Regions from separate parts of the Homo sapiens genome. Here region 1 is linked to region 2. A link is a loop called in an ENCODE intact Hi-C map of the cell type or tissue named here. Cell type or tissue: natural killer cell. All regions are shown on one strand.

Evidence for each region. A loop is a pair of places that touch in the nucleus more often than their neighbours do. Peaks named below come from ENCODE experiments on the same cell type or tissue, not always from the same donor. Only the 100,000 strongest peaks of a DNase experiment are listed, where the experiment ranks them.
Region 1: a loop joins it to region 2, with 2.5 times the contacts of the local background. A loop is called at or near these places in 1 of 110 quality-filtered maps.

The regions. Positions count from the first base shown.
Region 1 is chr5:80,845,200-80,850,199 of GRCh38, reverse strand. All of the region lies in intron 20 of MSH3 (mutS homolog 3), which reads right to left. Among named protein-coding and RNA genes, the nearest start is that of RASGRF2, 110 kb to the left of the region's middle. RefSeq lists an enhancer at 3,088-3,588. In natural killer cell, no CTCF peak of the experiment used is centred here; no DNase peak of the experiment used is centred here.
Region 2 is chr5:80,753,949-80,758,948 of GRCh38, reverse strand. All of the region lies in intron 12 of MSH3 (mutS homolog 3), which reads right to left. Among named protein-coding and RNA genes, the nearest start is that of DHFR, 100 kb to the right of the region's middle. In natural killer cell, no CTCF peak of the experiment used is centred here; a DNase peak (open chromatin) is centred at 3,088; H3K27ac peaks cover 3,795 bases.

The DNA.
Region 1 (5,000 bases), 91 kb before region 2:
GAACAATAAGGTCCAGGCTGAGGTGGTCTCAGATGGAAATGAGGAACTTGTTGGAAACTGGAGCAAAGGTGACTCTTGCTTTGTTTTAGCAAATAAACTGGCAGCATTTTGCCCCACCCTAGAGATTTGTGGAACTTTGAACTAGAGAGAGGTGATTTAGGCAGAGGATGATCTGGGAGAAGAAATTTCTAAGCAGAAAATAATTCAAGAGGTGACTTGGGTGCTGTTAAAGGCACTCAGTTTTATAATGGAAACAGAGTATAAAAGTTTGGAAAATTTGCAGCCTGACAGTGTGATAGAAAAGAAAATCCCATTTTCTGAGGAGAAATTCAAGCCAGGTGCAGAAATTTGCATTAAAAACGAGGAGCTGAATGTTAATCCCCAAGACAATGGGGAAAATGTCTCCAGGCATGTCAGAGGTCTTCATGGCAGCCCCTCCCAACACACCCCGGGAGGCCAAGGAGGAAAAAGTGGTTTCATGGGCCAGGCCTGTAGACCCCCGCTGTGTGTAGCATAGGGACTTGGTGCCCTGTGTCCCAGCAGCTCTAGCCATGACTAAAAGGGGCCAAGGTACAGCTCAGGTTGTGGCTTCAGAGGATGCAAGCCCCAAGCCTTGGCAGCTTCCATGTGGTATTGAGCCTGCAGGTACACAAAAGTCAAGAACTGAGGTTTGGGAACCTCCGCTTAGATTGCAGAGATGTATGGAAATAACTGGATGTCCAGGCAGAAATTTGCTACAGGGCAGAGCTCTCATGGAGAACCTCTGCTAGGGCAGTACAGAAGGGAAATGTGGGGTCACAGCCCCCACACAGAGTCCCTACTGGGGCACCATCTAGTGGAACTGTGAGAAGAAGGCCACAGTCCTCCAGACCCCAGAATGGTAGATCCACCTAGAGCTTGCACCATATGCCTGGAAATGCCACAGACACTCAATGTCAGCCTGTGAAAGAAGCTGGGAGGGAGGCTGTACCCTGCAAAGCACAGGGGAGGAGGTGCCCAAGACCATGGGAACCCACCTCTTGCATCAGTGTGACCTGGATGTGAGGCATGGAGTCAAAAGATACCATTTTGGAGCTTTAAGATTTGACTTCCCCGCTGAATTTCAGACTTGCATAGGGCCTGTAGCCCCTTTGTTTTGGCCAATTTCTCCCATTTGGAATGGCTGTATTTGCCCAATGCCTGTACCCCCATTGTATTTAGGAAGTAACTAACTAGCTTTTGATTTTACAGGCTCATAGGCAGAAGGGACTTGCCTTGTCCTGGATGAGACTTTGGACTGTGGACTTTTAAGTTAATGCTGAAATAAATTAACACCCCAGGGGACTGTTGGGAAGGCATGATTGGTTCTGAATGTGAAGATACGAGATTTGGGAGGGGCCAGGGGTGGAATAACATGGTTTGACTCTGTGTCCCCACACAAATCTCATCTTCTAGCTCCCATAATTCCCACGTGTTGTGGGAGGGACCCAGTGGGAAATGACTGGATTATGGGGGCATGTCTTTCCTGTGCTGTTCTCATGACAGTGAATGGGTCTCATGAGATCTGATAGTTTTAAAAACGCGCATTTCCCTGCACAATATCTTTACCTGCTGCCATCCACATAAGATGTGACTTGCTCTCCCTTGCCTTCTGCCATGATTGTGAGGCCTTCCCAGCCATGTGGAACTGTAAGTCCAATAAACTTCTTTCTTTTGTAAATTGCCCAGTCTCGGGTATGTCTTTATCAGCAGTGTGAAAATGGACTAATAGAACTGGAAAGAATTAAAACAAGCAAAATCTCGATTTGGTATCCTCAGGAAGATTAAGAATATGACAGACTTAAAACAAGAAAAGTCTATGAAGAAATAAACAACTGGAGAACAAGAAATCTTGAAAATTAAAAATATGATCACTGAAAAATTTACTGTATGGGTGAAATTAAAATTCGATGCTGTATAGGACCAAGCTTTTATTTTATTATTGTTTATTTGAGAAAGGTTCTAACTCTGTCGCCCAGGCTGCAGTACAGTGGCATGAACACAGCTCACTGCAGCCTCAACCTTCCTGTGCTCAGATGATCCTCCCACCTCAGCCTGCTGGGAAGCTGGGACTACAGGCATGCCTGGCTAATTTTTTATTTTTTGTATCTTTAGTAGAGATGGGGTTCCACCATGTTGCCCAGGCTGGTCACAACACCTGGGCTCAAGTGATCCACCAGCCTCAGCCTCCCAAAGCACTTGGATTACAAGCGTGAGCCACTGTGCCCTGCCCTAGACCAAGTTTTTAAACCTGGAAGATAAATTCAAAGAAATCTCTGAGAACAGCAATGAGAAAGACCAAGAAATGTAAAGTACAAACAAATAGATTTAAAACACGGAGACCATGTCCTAACAGTTGAAAGCTGCTCAAATAGGAAGTGCAAAAGATACAAACAACAAAGGTAATGACATAAAATAACTTAAGAAAATGCCCCTACGCTGAAATAAGACATGCACCTTCATATGGGAAGGTTTCATGAAATGCTGAGTAAGATTAGTAAGAAAAGATTTACATCTAAACATTCTGCTGAAAATTTTATAATAAGGATTAAAAAATTCTAAATGCCTCAGAGAAAGAAAAAATTCATCATTAAGCAAGGGATGAGAATCAGACTCTTACTGACTTTATCTACATTGAATGTAATACTGGAAGATAACGGGAGCAATTTCTTTAAATTTAAAATCTGGATATTTATATTCATCTAAACTTTCAAAGCAAATATGAAGATAAAGCTATTTGAGGCTTTCTAAAACTAAAAAAATTTGCCACCAAGAGCCCTACATGAAAAAAGTACTCAGAGACAGGCTCAAAAAAAAAAAAAATATTCAGCCAGGTGCAGTGGCCTATAATCTCAGCACTCTGGGAGGCTGAGGCAGGCAGATCACTTGAGGTCAGGAGTTTGAGACCAGCCTGGCCAACATGGCAAAACCACATATCTACTAAAAATACAGAAATTATGCAAGGGTAGTGGTGCATGCCTGTAATCCCAGCTACTCAGGAGGCTAAGGCAGGAAAATCGCTTGAGCCCGGGAGGCAGAGGTTACAGTGAGCTGAGGTTGCACCACTGCACTCCAGACTGGGCAAGAGAGCGAGAATCTGTCTCAGAAAAAAATCCAAAAATTAAGGGTCGCTTCCAAGATGGCTAAATAGGAACAGCTCCAGTCTGTAGCTCCCACCGAGATGGATGCAGAAGATATGTGATTTCTGCATTTCCAACTGAGGTACCTGCTTTATCTCATTGGGACTGGTTGGACAGTGGGTGCAGCCTATGGACGGTGAGCTGAAACAGGGCAGGGCGTTGCCTCACCTGGGAAGTGCAAGGGGACGGGGGATTTCCTTTTCCTAGCCGAGGGAAGCCATGAGAGACTGTACCTGAAGAAACAGTACACTCCTGACCAAATACTGCACTTTTCCCATGGTCTTTGCAACCGGCAGACCAGGAGATACCCTCCCATGCCTGGCTCACCAGGTCTCACGCCCACGGAGCCTTGCTCACTGCTAGCGCAGCAGTCTGAGATCAACCTGCGACGTTGTGGCTTGACAGGGGGAGGGGCATCTGCCATTGCTGAGGCTTGAGTAGCTCACAGTGTAAACAAAGTGGCCTGGAAGCTCAAACTGGGCAGAGCCCACCACAGTTCAGCAAGGCCTACTGCCTCTCTAGATTCCACCTCTGGGGGCAGGGCATAGCAGAATGAAAGGCAGCAGACAGCATCTGCAGACTTAAACGTCCCTGTCTGACAACTATGAAGACAGCAGCGGTTCTCTCAGCATGGCATTCGACCTCCGAGAAGGGACAGACTACCTCCTCAAGCGGGTCCCAAAACCCCGTGTAGCCTGACTGGGAGACACCTCCCAGTAGGGACCGACAGACACCTCAAACAGGCGGGTGCCCCTCTGGGATGAAACTTCCAGATGAAGGATCAGGCAGCAATATTTACTGTTCTGCAGCCTCTGCTGGTGATGCCCAGGCAAAGAGGGTCTGGAGTGGACCTCCAGCAAACCCCAACAGACCTGCAGTTAAGGGGCCTGTTAGAAGGAAAATTAACAAACAGAAAGAAATAGCATCAACATCAACAAAAAGGACATCCACACCAAAATGCCACCTGTAGGTCACCAACATCAAAGAACAAAGGTAGATAAAACCACAAAGACAGGGAGAAACCACAGCAGAAAAGCAGAAACTTCCGAAAACCAGAGCGCCTCTTCTCCTCCAAAGGATTGCAGCTCCTCAGCAGCAATGGAACAAAACTGGGCAGAGAATGAGTTTGATGAGTTGACAGAAGTAGGCTTCAGAAGGTCGGTAATAACAAACTTCTCCAAGCAAAAGGAGCATGTTCTAACCCATCACATGGAAGCTGAAAACCTTGAAAAAAGGTTAGATGAATGGCTAACTAGAATAAACAGTGTCGAGAAGACCTTAAATGACCTGATGGAGCTGAAAACCACGGCATGAGAACTTCATGATGCATGCACAATCTTCAATAGCCGATTTGACCAAGTGGAAGAAAGGATATCAGCGACCGAAGATCAAATTAATGAAATAAAGTGAGAAGACAAGATTAGAGAAAAAAGAGTGAAAAGAAATCAACAAAGCCTCCATGAAATATGGGACTATGTGAAAAGACCAAATATACATTTGATTGGTGTACTGGAAAGTGACGGGGAGAATGGAACTAAGTTAGAAAACACTCTTCAGGATATTATCTAGGAGAAGTTCCCTAACCTAGCAAGGCAGGCCAACATTCAAATTCAGGAAATACAGAGAACACCACAAAGATACTCCTCGAGAAGAGCAACTCCAAGACACATAATTGTCAGATTCACCAAGGTTGAAATGAAAGAAAAAATGTTAAGGGCAGTCAGAGAGAAAGGTCCGGTTACCCACAAAGGGAAGCCCATCAGACTAACAGTGGATCTCTTGGCAGAAACCACACAAGCCAGAAGAGAGTGGGGGCCAATATTCAACACTCTTAAAGAAAAG
Region 2 (5,000 bases):
TAAATGAAAGATGACACCAATTGGAATAGACTAAGTTGATGCTACAGATGGTTTGAGGACTGATAAAATAATGCCATCTGTGAACATATAAGACAGCCTACACAAATAGCTACTGTCTCAAAAATTAAAGGTTTTCTGAGATACAGAAAGATACGAGCAAAAAAGTTTAATAAAAATCTAAGTCATATTTATGAAGTCTACCAGAAGATTTTTTTAATAGATATAAAACTATAAATTTCTTAGAGACTTGAAAGGTTAGGCCAAGTTGGTTTGGAATCTGGGAAAACATAAAGGAAAAGGTTTTTATTTTAGTCTAGTGCCAACACAGGCAAAAGCAGTATGTTCACTATCAATCAGTTTGGTTTTAACCCAACCTTCTTTAAGGACTACCTCAGAGGTTACCAACTTGGGCTCAGAAGTCAGGTGGCCTTGATTCAAACCCAGGCTCTGCCATTTACCAATTATTTAGCCTTGTCCTAGTTTCTCCACCTATAAAATGAGAAGAGCAATGAGCCCTAACTCTTGGTGTTAGTACAAGAATTCAATGAAATAATAAATGTCAGGTACTTAACACAGTACCTGCTACATCATGACAACCACTCATAAATGTTTACTGTTACCACATCGTTACAAATTTTGTGTAGTAGACACTACAAAGAACAGCATGGAAGAGGGATAAATAGCATCCAAAATATGAGCTCAGAAATAACTATGTATGGACAAACCTTAGGGCATAGATATGTAAACAGGTATTTTGTGCAAAGTGAACAACAAGTGGGAATTATACAAGAAAAGCTAGTCCTGGGATCTTGAGTGCTAAACCTGACAAGTAGTAATGATCTGAAGTACTCGCTGTGCTGAGACTGGACAGTAGGTTGCATTGAGAAAGCACAATGTAACTATTAATAATTATGGAGGTCTAAATGGGCAGGGAGAGAGTGAAAGGGTATGTGACACTGTTCACCACAAATTTCTCATCACTGCGGTTAGGTATAATTCCATCTTCAACTCCTGTACGAAGATCAGAATGGAAATAAGCAAGAATGACTACATTTTTAAATATTAAACAATTCACATACCTTAGAATTGTTTTTTAATGTGCAGTAGTAACAAGACCTTCCAAATAATTGTAATAAAACAGTATGTCAGGCCACACAATAGAGAATTATTATCTTAGTGCAATTAATGACAGATGGAGTGATAGCAACAGGAAACAAAACTGGAAGAAGCATCATCAATTGGATGATGATAAAGATATTATTCCAAGATGACTGATAGTATTCTACGGTTGATCTTACTATACAACTTAAATTAACTGAAAGAAGGCACCTGAGTCATTTCATTCCATATACCAAACAAACAAAAAGAAGAGGTCCTGGGGATGACAAAGATTCATCTTTACTACCAAAGATGAAAGGACTAAATGTGAGTGTCACTGGAGTCCTTCACATTTGAAGATAAACTAGGTGGTGACATGAGTATCTACCATGTGTGGCTGTCACTCAGAAACACAGAGTGTGACCTATAGCTATTGTCAGTGATGGAGTCAGTACCTACTGGTTGCTACTGTGAAAATGCCTCTATAATTCAAACTTAAGATAATTTTGTATAGTTAGATATATTGAATAAGATCTAGTATTTGAGAGTGCAACAGGGTGACTACAGCCAACAATTTATTGTACATTTAAAAATAACTAGAAGAGTATAATGGGAATATCTGTAACACAAAGAAATGATAAATGCTTGGGGTGATGGATACCCCATTTACCCTGATATGATTATTATACATTGTATGCCTGCAACAAATATCTCATATACCCTTAATATATAGACCTACTATGTACCTACCAACATAAAATGTTTAAAAAAAGTTGTCTGGTGGGGGTGGGGAGCTGAAATACAAACTGCTAGGGGTGTATTTTTTGTTTGGTTTCGTTTTACTGAAAAGTTTGACTTTTAAGACAGCACAGAACGAGTAGATTAAATTCAGACATTAACACATTGGTCATGTGAAATGGCTAAATGAACTACCTAAATAATCTCCTGTCAGAAACATGAACCATAGGCCCTTTCCTAGGATCTAAGCATCATTAGACCTATATAGCTTCACCTTTCACATACACCATTCATTCTTACATTCAATGAACAATTACTGAGTGCTTACAAAGTACTAATTGTACAAAGTGGTAGACATTAGGGCTATAATTGTTAACAGAGCTTTGCTAGTCTACAAACAATTTACACTCTAGTGATGAATAGTAAAACTTTTTAAAAAGCATTAATGATAACAATGTAATAAGATTATAACTGGGTTATGATCTAGGTACAATGGGAACACAGGCCAGGAGCACCTAACGAACAAATGCAGTTTTAGGATCAGGGAGGATTTCCTGGGGGTAGCTATTGAGTAAAAGATTAGCTATTGTCTATAAAAGATTAGTGGAAAATGGAGGGTGAAGGTTTGAAAATGTGATCACAGGAGCTGGGATCCAAGGCTAATAGTCTGGATGCACATAAGAACAGTGTCAGGAATACCAGTTAGAAAGCTGTTTCAAAAATCCAGAGAAGAAACACTGAAGGCCTGACATTGCCACCCTGTGCTGCATTCTAGGTAATTTCTTCAGGTATTATCTTGCATTTCAGTTATTTCCTCTATTCTTGTTTAACCCATATCCTGCTTTGTTGTTGTTGTTTTCTTTTCTTTCTTTCTTTTTGGAGTATAAGATCCATTCTTATTTAAGTCATTCTTTTTTTAATTTCAATAGTTTTTGTGGCAGAAATGGTTTTTGGTTACATGAATGAGTTCTTTAGTCCATTCAGTCTTAAAGAATTGTCTGTGTTTCCTTTTTAAATCAATCTGAGCCCTTTTGATAGTATTTATTTTCCATGCTCATATTTTTTATTCTATTTTGTATTTTTTTAACTTGGTGATTTATGTGAGTACCATCAGACTGTTTTAAATAAGTTTCACAGCTTGGAAATTGCCAGACCACACAGAGTATAAATTGAAACTGAAAATCTATGAGGGAGGGCCTGTGGTTAAGAATTCTTAGAAACGTTTTCCTCAGGCAAGAACAGGTCAAGACGTATTTGTCACCTCTCTACTGAGACCACAGTCCTTTGAGTGTCTCACGTTACTATGGTATCTCTAACTTAAATGGACCCAAGACCCTGTCTCCTGTCTCCCACAAGGCAGTTGAACCCCAATCCTTTTGATTACCAAGATCTGCAGGAGCCCAGAGGGCAGCTGCAGCAGTCAATTCACTTCCATTTCCAGTTCCTTTTTCCATCTGTTCCCTCAGTTCTTCCCTTATGTTTTAAATACAGATTCAGCAATGTCCTAAAGGGATGTTTGTTATGCTTGATCCAGCATATCTAGTTATTTCACATAAGGAGATATTTTATGACATTAAAACCACAGAAAATGAAGTCTTCTTATGGCATTTTTGAAGACCGATATTTGGAAAATCCTCATTAATAAAGGCATAAAGATGGAGAAAGATAAAGCAGGAAGGGCCAAAAAGGAAAGATATTTATTTCCTTCTCCTCATTCTCTCCAATATTCCTCTTCCTCAGCCCAAATGAAAGCTGCCATTTGCTGCAGGTCGTTTGTGCAGGTCTAGAGCTCACTGAAGGTCCGAATGTTGAAGAACAAAGCAGAGGCCAGCTAAAAGTTCCTGGATGTTAGTTAATCCCTATGCACTGACAGTCGGGACAAACAGTAAGAGGCACTCGGGTTCATTTTGTTCTTAGCAGCAGCAGTTCCTCCTTTAAACTCTCATTCAAACCGGCAGAGGAAAGGGGCACCAGGTCAGTCCCAATCAAACACAGCTCTCAATTACGCACCACCTGCTACTCTCCCTTCCCATTTCCGAGCAGTAATGCATCCCCAGGGGCTGAGTAAACCAGAGTCACTGCAAGTGAACACCCGGTTGCTGGCTCATGGAACATGGGAAACCACAAAGAATACAGAGGGCTTCCCGGTGTAGTTCATTTTAGAAGTTCCAGAGTTAAAAGTGACATTTGGTTTCATTAACACAAATTAAATGTTAAGTGGAAGGAAATATGCAACATTCTATTACTTCATCATTTGGGCCAGGGTAACAAATTAGAAATACAACCATTAATACTCCAAACATATGGGTTTACCAAAACAAAAGCCATTTAATGTAGAGAACATTGACCACTAAAATGTACTTAGTACATCAGAAAGTCATGCAAAAATGTAGTCAAAGATCTATTTCCTAACACAAACCATTTTCTATTCCCTTAATTATGTGATTTAAATGCCAAGAATTATCTTAGCATGCCTAATTTCCTAAAGCAGTTTTCTAAAAATCTAATTTGACTTATAAAGGTATTACTCATTTGCTCTAAATGTGGTATTGAGTTATAGAGTGAGTAACAGGTAAGTATTTGATTTTAGTACAAAAGCTTCCACTACTTGTATCTCTTCCTCCTTACTAGTAGATTATACCTTGACCAGATTAGATTAGAAATTCCCTGACGCTGGGAACGCCACCTTGTCACTGAGACTGAATAATACAAAATTTAAAATAACTATCTTATACTACTAAGGGAAAACAGCCAAGTACAAAGTACTGGGTATATTATGGCTCCATCTATGTAATAAGGGAGGAAGAGATTTCATATATATATATATAAAATTCATATTTGCTTTTTTAAACAAAAGGTTTCTGGAAGTATACATGATAAAGTAATAACCATGATTACCTAGTGGGATCTGAGTAGATGTGGGGCAGGAATGATAAGCAAACATTTTACTGTGTAACTTTTCAGATTTTCAAACTTTTAAAGTATGTGAAGATATTGCCTGTTCAAAAGTTCAAATAATTTTTTAAATGCTAAGAAGAATGTACAATGGAATTGAAACAACAAAAACCATCTCTGGCAACAGACTGCTAGGTATTCACTAAACATTTCTTCCTATTCCTTGAAAAACAAGCAGACATTTGCTAGCCCCCGCAGTAAGCTGTGAC